Linked DNA regions of Homo sapiens: region 2 is linked to region 1. Evidence: read pairs that join two places in POLR2A ChIA-PET (ENCODE). Cell type or tissue: Caco-2. All regions are shown on one strand. Links, peaks and the distances in the headings refer to the core of each region. The heading gives the core; the rest is flanking DNA.

Region 1 (5,433 bases), core at 996-3,495:
GCATAAACAAATTGTGGCATATCCATATAATAAAATACTGCTCAGCTATAAAGAAGAACAAACTACTAATACACTCAACAAAATAGATGAATTTCAAAAAAAAAAAAATGCTGAGAAGCAGCCAGACACAAAGGTGCATACTGTATGATTCCACTGGTGTGAAATTCTAGAAAAAAGTTTCATAATCTAAAGTGACAGAGAGCAGATCCATCTGTTCCTGCTATCAGGGATGAGAGGAGAGATAGAAACCGACTACAAAAAAATGCACAAAAGAAATTTTAAAGAATGATGAAAATATTCTGAATTTGACCTTGGGGGTGGTTACATTTGTCAAAACTCATAGAACTCATAGAGTATACTCTTCAAATGTGTATATTTTTATTGTATATAAATTATAACTCAAAGTTAATTTTCAAAGAATGAAAATTATGTGGTTCATGCCTGTAATCCCAGCACTCTGGGAGACCGAATCGGGCAGATCACTTGAGGTCAGGAGTTCGAGACCAGCCTGGGCAATGTGGCAATGTGGTGAAACCTTGTCTCTACTAAAAATACAAAAATTATCTGGGCGTGGTGGCAGGCACCTGTAATCCCAGCTAATAGGGAGGTTGAGGCAGGAGAATCACTTGAACCCGGGAGATGGAGGTTGCAGTGAGCAAAAATCGTGCAGCCTGGGTGACAGAGTGAGACTCTGTCTCAAAAAAAAAAAAAGAACGAAAATTTGCCTGAATCAGTAACAGAACTAGAGGTAAAAAATTATATATTTTAGAGATTACAAATGTATATGTGTTATGAAACACATTACACTTTATGAAATTCAAAGAATAAAGAAATTGCTCAAAACTAAAGAATCAAAGATGGTTTTAGGGAAAAGATATCATTTGTGCAGACTGAATTTTTTAGTATAGAGGTAACAGTAAGGATGCAAAGGCTAGCAAAGGATACAAGGTAAAAGCCTGAGGAACATCACCATAGCTTGAGTTGAGTGAAGAGAATTCTATACAGGTAGAGCAAGGCTAGACAATGGAAGGACTTGGTCCAAGAATTTAGACTGTCCTGAAGGCAATAGGAAATCACAGAGGATTTCTGAACAGAATGACATAATCATAGCTATGCATTACAAGGGAAAAATAGATAAAATGTTTTAAATCATCTATAGATCTATTAGAAAGTGACTGACTCCAGAGTATCATTAAGAAGCAAGTTTAGGTCACAGGGTAGACAATTAAAGTCTTTCTAATTTATAAAAGTAACATTTTATGTTAAGAGTTGGCCGGGCATGGTGGCTCACGCCTGTAATCACAACACTTTGGCAGGCTGAGGAGGGCAGATCACCTAAGGTTAGGAGTTCGAGACCAGCCTGGCCAATATGGTGAAACCCTGTCTCTATTAAAAATACAAAAATTAGCCAGGCGTGGTGGTGGGCGCCTGTAATCCCAATTACTAGGGAGGCTGAGGCAGGAGAATTGATTGAACCCAGGAAGTGGAAGTTGTAGTAAGCCAAGATTGTGCCACTGAACTCCAGCATGGGGGACAAAAGCAAAACTCTGTCTCAAAAAAAAACAAAAAACAAAAACAGAGTTGTTTACTACTGCTTATTCTCAGAGTACAGCAAATGTGATCCAATACGGCAGTTTCACGTTTTTAAAAATCTTGTTTTTGGGCCAGGCACAGTGGCTCACACCTGTAATCTCAGCACTTTGGGAGGCCAAGGCAGGTGGATCACTTAAGGCCAAGAATTCAAGACCAGCCTGGCTAACATGGTGAAACCTCATCTCTACAAAAATACAAAAATTAGCCAGGCATGGTGGCACAAATCTGTAATCCCAGCTACTCAGGTGGCTGAGGAACAAGAATCGCTTGAACCCGGGAGGTGCAGGTTGTAGTGAGCTGAGATCACACCACTGCACTCCAGCCTGGGCAACAAAGCGAGACTCGGTCTCAAAAAAATCTTGTTTTTACATAATGTTAGCAATACTTCTGGGTAAGAAATGTTGGGTAAAAAATACATATATTGAAACCTTCAAAATTTTATTAATCCTAAAAATTCATAATATAAATTCTGCAGTTTTATTCTCCTACTCCAAAGTTCCATAAATATTAAATTATTTTTTAAAAAAAAGCCAGGTAAAGTGGCTCACGCCTGTAATCCCAGCACTTTGGGAGGCCGAGGCAGGCGGACCAACTGAGGTCAAGAGTTCAAGACCAGCCTGGCCAACATGGTGAAACCCTGTCACTACTAAAAATACAAAAATTAGCCAGGCATGGTGGCCTCGCATGCCAGTAATCCCCACTACTTGGGAGGCTGAGGCAGGAGAATCACTGGAACCCGGGAGGCAGAGGTTGCAGTGAGTCGAGATCACGCTACCGCGATACAGCCTGGGTGACAAAGCTAGACTCCATCTCAAAAAAAAAAAAAAAAAAAAATTCACAAACACACTAAAAGAAGTTTTGTATAACTTATGAATATAAAATTCTATGCGTTACATTCAATGAAATCTCTCCCAGTGAATACACACACACACACACACACAAACACTCTTATATAAACTTAAGTATATATGTGTGTGTATATATATATATATATAAACTTTTGATAGTAATGTACTAGAGTAACAAAATTGGCTAAAAGTCTAAGATTAAAGTAAGAAGACCTGATCAGAGCTTTGATGCTCTCAGAAATCAAATTCTGATGCAGTTACAACTCAAGTTCTAAAAATTGGCCAGTTTTGGTTAAGTACTTGACATCACAGAACTTCAGTTTCCTCAAATGTAAAATCAGATACTATTACTTACTATATAAGACTGTTATGAAAACTAAAGAATATTATACAGTCTGAAACAGAGAAAATGATCAAGAACAATGTATTGAGGATTAAATGTTTATAATAAAAGAGTTATAAAAATCTCAAAACTACTCACTCAACATAGGATTTATGTGCGTTAGTGTCCAGTCTTTATAATTTTATATTTTCCTTTGCATATGTAACTTGAAATCCTGCTGAGTCAAAAGCAATACTCTGATTTTAAAATGCAAAAAATAATTTTCTCTTCCATGCTACATGGTTGGGGTCCTTCTGGAGCTTGGCAGTAGAGGAAGGCAGAAGGACAATGTTAAAATCCACACTAGCGGCCAGGCGCGGTGGCTCATGCCTGTAATTCCAGCACTTTGGGAGGCCTAGACGGGCGGATCACCTGAGGTCAGGAGTTCAAGACCAGCCTGGCCAAAATGGTGAAACCCCGTCTCTACTAAAAAATACAAAAAATTAGCTGGGCGTGGTGGTGGGAGCCTGTAATCCCAGCTACTGAGGAGCTGAGGCAGGAGAATTGCTTGAACCCAGGATGAGGAGTTTGCAGTGAGCTGAGATCGCGCCACTGTACTCCAGCCTGGGCAACAAGAGTGAAACTCCATCTCAAAAAAATAAAAATAATAAATAATAAATAATAAAATCCAGACTAGTTTGGCTTTTCTTATTCTGAGACTCTAACTTGCTAAAAAATGTACTTTGTCTTCCAACAAGTTTGCATGTGTGGGCTATATTTTAGGTTTTCAGTATCCTGCCAGACAAATACTTAATACACAGGGTGATATATTTGGTTATTTTTTTTTTAATTTTTGGCAACAGGGTATCAAAATTCAACCTCTTTAAAGTTAGTCAAGAGCCCTTGCCTTAGAACATATGGTCACCCAACCAATAAGCATCTGATAGGCAGGCTTTGGTCTCAAGAAGTCTGTAATGGTTGCTAGCACTTAAGTATAGGAATTTACTTTTGACTTCATGCCATGCCTTTTTCTGCATCTCACTTTGTTGAAAAAAAGGAAGGAAATTCAAGCTTCAGAGTCTAAATTCCAAGAGGATAAAGAGGAAAATAAAGTGAAAACACAAAAGACAACCATGCCGCAGAAGAGAAGAAAATAACATTTTTATATTTAGTTCTTTGAAATAAAATTGCCAAATGTCATAGTAACACTTCACATGCTTTTTTATTTTAACAGAAAAATTGCAGGGGTCTGAACATAAACACAAGGGCATCTCAAATATTCATTCATTTAATATTACAACAAAATATTAATTTAATAATAAAACAAAAAAAGAAGTTAAAATTTATTTGCTCTAGAAATACAAAAGATGTCTCTTAGAACTCCTTAGGGGGAAAAAAGAGTTCTTCAGAAACCAGTTAACTTAATAATCATCTTATCTATATATAATACATATATATAAATATATATGCATATATATACACACATATATAAATATATAAACACACACACACACACACACACACACACACACACACACACACAGTCTTGCTATGTTGCCCAGGCTGGTTTTGAACTCCTAGCCTCAAGCAGTCCTTCTGCCTCAGTCTCCTGAGCTGCTGGAATTACAGGCATCAGCCACCACACCTGGCTCAAATGATATTTATCTTGTTTAATCTTCTTTAATATGAGAATATGAGGACATGGAGTTGAAAATATATTTTTCAAGAGTTCATTCACTCCTACTAAGTATTGTATCCTTGAGTCAGTACAGAATTTTTGCCGTAAGACTCCTAAAGCACAAGAAGATATTTAGCATATTTTAGTCTTTCTGAAAAAGAATCTCAGAAAGGAGGAATGTACTAGTAGAACGCAAGAAAGACATGTATGAGAATAGGGCAGTAAGGAGCTTATAAGCAGAAAAGTATAGACAGAGAGAAAACATTTGAGGGAAGAGGGCAGAGACTGTTATAAGCCACATTTGTGAAGACATTTCAAATACGTCTGGATTTCGCCTTGAAAGTCATGGCATAATTCACAGATTTAAGTTACCAATTTAGCTTTGCCTACCAGTAAAGGGAATAGATGGCAGAATAGCTAGAGTTATTTAGTTATTTCATTTATTTAGAATTATTTAGTGTTCAGCAGCCTTCAGACCTGAAAGTTTTGTCGACATACCTAGATTAGGAAGGAATGGCTTCCTGAATTATTACTACTACCCACTCTACCCACTCAACCCACTCTAAAGGATGGTCAGGAGAAATACATTTCCGAAACAGTGCAAAATATATTTCATAAATCTCATATCTGGTATCCTTGTTTAAAAACACTCAAGTTTCATTTATTTTTGCTAGCATACTTGAGACCAACTCTACCTACATAATTAGCATATAACTCAACTGTCCAAAGTAAACAATGTTTACCAAAACAATGATCTTGGGGGGAAAAATGCAAATAAACAATAAGGACCCAAATAGCCTAGGAGAATGTTATTTAATATGCCTGTTACTCAATTTCCTCCTCTATAAAATAGGTGAGACCTTCCCTTAAAAGATTTATTATAAAGATTTTGCTGTGCATAATATAAAGTAATATATCAATTATCTAACAAAAGCAATGCCAGGAACATGACATATATTCAGTGTAGTTCAGTTCCTTTCTCTCTTTCCCTT
Region 2 (5,433 bases), core at 1,611-4,110, 260 kb after region 1:
GGGAGACACTCCCAAGACAGGGGTCCCCAACTCCTGGGCTGTGGACCAGTAGCAGTTCGTGGCCCATTAGAAACCAGGCTGCACAGCAGGAAGTGAGCGGCAGGCAAGCAAGCATTACCACCTGAGCTCCACCACCTGTCAGATCAGCAGCAGCGTAGGAGCTGGAACCCCATTGTGAACTGTGCATGATAGGGATCTAGGTTGCGGGCCCCTTATGAGAATCTAATGCCTAATGATCTGAGGTGGAACAGTTTCATCCCAAAACCCTCTCCCACCACCATTCATGGAAAAATTGTCTTCTTCAAAACCGGTCCCTGGTACTAAAACGGTTGGGGACTGCTGCTTTAAGAGCCCAAGGCAGCCTATGCTCTAGCTTGTGGACTCTGAGAACATTCAGAATTAGTAGACATTTTTGTTTGTCAGTTTTATAATTCCTTTCTCATATCCTTAAACGTTCTGCAAAATAATGATACATATTGCAGTTTGGTCTTCGTCATGCTGTGGGAAATTAAAGGGTCTGTGTCCACCTTTGGGATCATCTAGTAAAGGGAAGAAAAGCCTTTCTCCCCCTGAGACCAGCATAGCTGCAGTGGCATCAATCCTGAGGTTGTGGGAGATGAGGGGTGACAGTGGTGGAGCTACGATGAGCAATCTGCCACCACAGGGACAGCTAGGGCAGTATGGGTTTGTGGAACATGGGACTGACTGGGAGGTACAAAGACCTACTTGTGGAGAGGGCCTCATAAAAGATAGGATTTTCTGTCATTAGATGAGATGAAAGTTTGAGCCACAGTAATTTGGACATTACAAGGTAAACCTGACCTCCTCTTTAATCACCATCTGGTGCGTCCAGGTAGACTGGGTATATGTATATGGAGCACACCATAAAACACAGTCTTTGTATCTTAGTAACCTGTTTCATGGGTTTGCAGAATATAAAAGAAAACCGAAATGGGTTCCCAATCGAATTTGTGGAAATCTTATTGATCATTTTATAGCCACATTCCATGTATCCATTTGTTAGTACTCCAACCAGGTAATGAACCCCATCATGTGCCAAGTAGTATGGTGGAAACCAAAGTCGATCCACTGACATGTAGCTGGTGTCAACTCCTCAACACTCAAGGTAGAATTATGACAGCATATACAATTTTCCTATTTAAATGAAAAGTGACTTGAGTCCCCTGATGTTAGGTTTGTCTCTTTTTTAGGACCCCTTTCCCTTCTTCTAGCTCTTCTGAGAACCCTGGAGGGTATACACATTCCAACTGGGAGATCCATTTGATTTCTGCTTCAAGTTAAGGTAAGCCCTGATATCCAAGCACCCACTGCTTTTCCTGCATGCCTCATAGTGTTGCTGTTGAAAGTTGGCCTTCCACTGTCAGCCAGGCCCTGCAGCAGCTCAGTGTCAGACACTGCTGCTGATCCAGTTTACTACATCAGCTAGTGTGGTACTTTGATGGAAGGTGTCTTCATGAGAGACTCCATTCTTTTGATGCCATGATCAACAGAGAATGTCCCTTGCTGGATCTCCCAGTCTGCAGCATTTAGTGCTCAGTCCTTTGCATCACATAAAACCATTCCCCTTCAATCCCCACCATCACCCCACCTTCACTCAGACTGGCTGAAGTGTTAGCACCTCGCAGACTGCAAAACCAGAGGCCAGCCCACTTTCCATTTCAACTGTAAAAATACAAAAGTGCTATATTCATATTTCTCACAGACAAAAGGCCCTTTCATGCCCTCAGCTAAAGTGACTATCTAGGTGGTCTCCAGGGCCACCTCTCCTGGCAGCAGTTTTCTGTTGACCTTTAGACACAAAAGCTCCTTCCTTGGCAATAGGATTTAGAAAGCTTGCCATGAATCCCAAACTCCAAATTCCAGGATTCCCATCTATCACCTCCTGAGAGGCAATTAGCTTTTGTGTCTCAATAATTCATGCCCCAAGGCCTCCCAAAGCAGAGGAGACAAAACTTATGTTTAGTTCCTTGCAAGGCATTCTTGTGTCAAAGGTTAAAAGACAATCTGTGCCTCTGTGATTTCCTATCTAATAGGGAAGATATGTATGGAAATTAAAATAAAAGTATAATGTAAGATATATGGGTAAATAGGCCGGGCGTGGTGGCTCACGCCTGTAATCCCAGCACTTTGGGAGGCAGAGGCGGGCAGATCACAAGGTCAGGAGATCGAGACCATCCTGGCTAACGCAGTGAAACCCGTCTCTACTAAAAATACAAAAAATTAGCCGGGTGTGGTGGCAGGCACCTGTTGTCCCAGCTACTCAGGAGGCTGAGGCGGGAGAATGGTGTGAACCTGGCAGGTGGAGCTTGCAGTGAGCCGAGATCACACCACTGCACACCAGCCTGGGCAACAGAGTGAGACTCTCAAAAAAATAAATAAATAAAGATATATGAGTAAATAAAGGCAGAGGCAGAAGTGCCTAACTTTCTGGGGGTTCTGGAGGGATAGATGAGAGGAGTTCAAATAATTTTAATTATGCCTCGAAGAAATAGTAGCAGTTTTCCTGATGGATAAGGCATTAAACCCTTTCTAGGTATGCATTCATATATCACTAATTCAATAAGTATCTACTAAGTATCTGCACAGTGAGTGACACTATTCTAGCTGCTGTGGGTAGAGCAAGAAGCAAGGCAAACAACTCTCCTCCTCTCTTGGAGGTGGAAGGCAAAGAGCTATGCAGGCAGCTTGTTGTCTGTGTCCTCCATGTGGCTGAGTCACACAGGTTCTCCTAGAGGGCTGTCTTACCTGGCTAACTATGCCCAAAACAATGAGCATCACCCTAGACATCTTCCACTAACATAAAGCGGGTCAATATTTGTTAAGCATTTACTGTATCCCAGGCTCTGTCTGTTCTATATCTATTATCTCATTTAATTCTCACAACAACCCTATGAAGATAGTAATTTATGACCCCCGTTTTACAGATAAGGAAAACAGAGATACTCATGATCAAGAGGATTGTCTAGGGTCAAAGACTTCATAGGTAAAGGAGCTGGATATGAACCCAAGCATTTTGATTCCAGAGCCTGGACCCTCAGTCATTTTGCTTAGTCCCGCCAACATCCCTCTACTGCCTCTTTTAATTACACTGCTTCCTCTTCTTCACTCCCTGGCATCCTCTGCTCCTAATTCCTCATGCTTATCTTTAGTTACTTGTCTCCTTTCCCTGTCCTGTACCCACTCACTATCTTAATGGAAGGCAATTAGCTGGGAAGGCAGGCAGGAGCTACCCTCTGACTGCTCTCAGAAATCAGGGGGTTTTACTTCCAATTGAAGTTTCCTGCCTAAATGCCATACCTAATAAGGGAGTATGACAGTCTCCCACACAGCAATGAGAAAGAAAGGCAGTTTCAGACATCTCTGAACAAGTACTTAGCAATATCTGCTATCTATCATTTCCACTGGACTAGGAGCTCCTTGGAGCCTGCATTTCAATAATCATCTTTGTATTCCAGGTAAAGACAAAATCCGGGTTCTATCCCAGTACAAATCACAGAAGGCACACATGCTGTGTAACACTTTTTTTTTTGTAAAATGGGAAAGTACAATTGAATTTAAAAATTATTTTTATTTAGATGTTTTGTATCTTTACCATAAAGTGATTGATGATTAGAAGCTGAGGAGAATTGATAACACAAGAAGATAATGCATTTCGAAGAGGTTTTGGAAACAAACAGCAACAGAAAAAGGTAAGAAGAGGCCAGCTGCCGTGGCTCACACCTGAAATCCTGAAATCCTAGCACTTTGAGAGGCCGAGGCAGGTGAATCATCCGAGGTCAGGAATTCGAGATCAGCCCGGCTAGTACGGTGAAACTCCGTCTCTGCTAAAACTACAAAAAAATTAGCCGGACATAGTGCTGCATGCCTGTAGTCCCACCTACTCGGGAGGCTGAGGCAAGAGAATCACTTGAACCTGGGAGGCAGAGGTTGCAGTGAGCTAAGATTGCTCCACTGCACTCCAGCCTGGGCGACAGAGTGAGACTCCATCTCAAAAAAAAAGTAAGAAGAATTATCAATTATAGAAAGAACCAATAATGATGATAAAAGTACCAATAATAATTACCATTGTATTGCATTAAACACTGTTTTAGGTGTTTGCCTATGTTATTAGCATTTACCCCTCATTCTTATAACAAATCATTTTATGGATGAGAAAATTGAGACTTGGAGGGTTTAAGAAACTTAACCTCCAGGTGTGGTGGCTCACACCTGTAATCCCAGCACTTTGGGAGGCTGAGGCGGGCAGATCATCTGAGGTCAGGAGTTTGAGACCAGCCTGACCAACATGGTGAAATGCAATCTCTACTAAAAATACAAAATTAGCTGGGTGTGGTGGTGCACGCCTGTAATCCCAGCTACTCAGGAGGCTGAGGCAGGAGTATCACTTGAACCAGGGAGTCAGAGGTTGCAGTGAGCCGTGATTGCACCATTGTACTCTAGCCTGGTGACAGAGCAAGACTCTGTCTCAAAAAAAAAAAAAAGTGTGTGTTTATCTATCTCTCTATATATACACTTAAGAGTCTGCCTTTACTCTTGTCTAATTACCCTTTCTTTCCCAAAAGGTAACCATTTTCTTTATGCATTTACACACACACACACACACACACACACACACACATACACACACACACACGCATTGGGTTTTCTTTTTCATAAATGATATAATGGACAATATTGAGTTTCAGGCCTTTTCATATTTCAAAGCCAGAATAAATATACAAGGACTATAACCTGTTTATCATTCTAGGCCTCTTTTCTCAAGGCCCTCCAATCTCATTTGTACTGTAGCCACTGCAAATACATCACAGGCACTGGGAATTGGGCTGCATTAGAGAAAGAGGTGCATCAATAAGATCTCCCTGTGACATCTGACCTTGTAGAACCTCTCCTCTTGTGGCTTTAGCACTCCAAAACCAAGCTGAGAAGAAAAGGATGGAAGAGGAGAGTAGGGGAGAAACGTATAGGCCCCTTGGGCCCTTGGATGCCTGGGCTGTTAGGGTTTGGATACAGTTCTCGCTAGGACTCTAAACTCTTTTGCCTCTTATAGCCAGAGGCATAGAGTTTGAAGCATGTAAGATTTTGGGAAACATGCAACTGACCAAGGTCTAATCATCAATGATTGGAAGTGAAATGTGCAATAAAAGCCAACTGGGAGTTAACTCAAAGGCATTATGAAAGTTTGCTTCACTGAGTTAAAATTATAGCCTTTTGTCCCAAATTTCTCAACAAATACTCTATAGAAATTTTTAAGCCCCAGAGTCCTTAACTAATGTTATTTAAGGCAATTTTATGTGTCTAATTGTACAGATTCTTCGCTAACTTTTGAGAAAGAAATGATCTCAAAATACCCTTGTGTCTACTGATATTTCAAGGTAAGGGAATGCTCTGGAATGCTTCCCATTTTCCAAATGT

The links. ChIA-PET counts read pairs that join two places held together with the same protein. Peaks named below come from ENCODE experiments on the same cell type or tissue, not always from the same donor. Only the 100,000 strongest peaks of a DNase experiment are listed, where the experiment ranks them.
Region 2: POLR2A ChIA-PET joins it to region 1 with 5 read pairs; 3 of 35 experiments call an interaction of 5 or more read pairs at or near these places.

Annotation. Positions count from the first base shown.
Region 1 is chr11:87,273,660-87,279,092 of GRCh38, reverse strand. All of the region lies in intron 6 of TMEM135 (transmembrane protein 135), which reads right to left. Among named protein-coding and RNA genes, the nearest start is that of TMEM135, 240 kb to the right of the region's middle. In Caco-2, for the core only: no CTCF peak of the experiment used is centred there; no DNase peak of the experiment used is centred there.
Region 2 is chr11:87,014,199-87,019,631 of GRCh38, reverse strand. It overlaps LOC105369422 (a long non-coding RNA gene), which reads left to right. Exons shown (of 5, transcript XR_007062827.1): 2 at 1,212-1,303; 3 at 3,621-3,710; 4 at 5,329-5,393. Among named protein-coding and RNA genes, the nearest start is that of TMEM135, 21 kb to the left of the region's middle. In Caco-2, for the core only: no CTCF peak of the experiment used is centred there; a DNase peak (open chromatin) is centred at 2,723.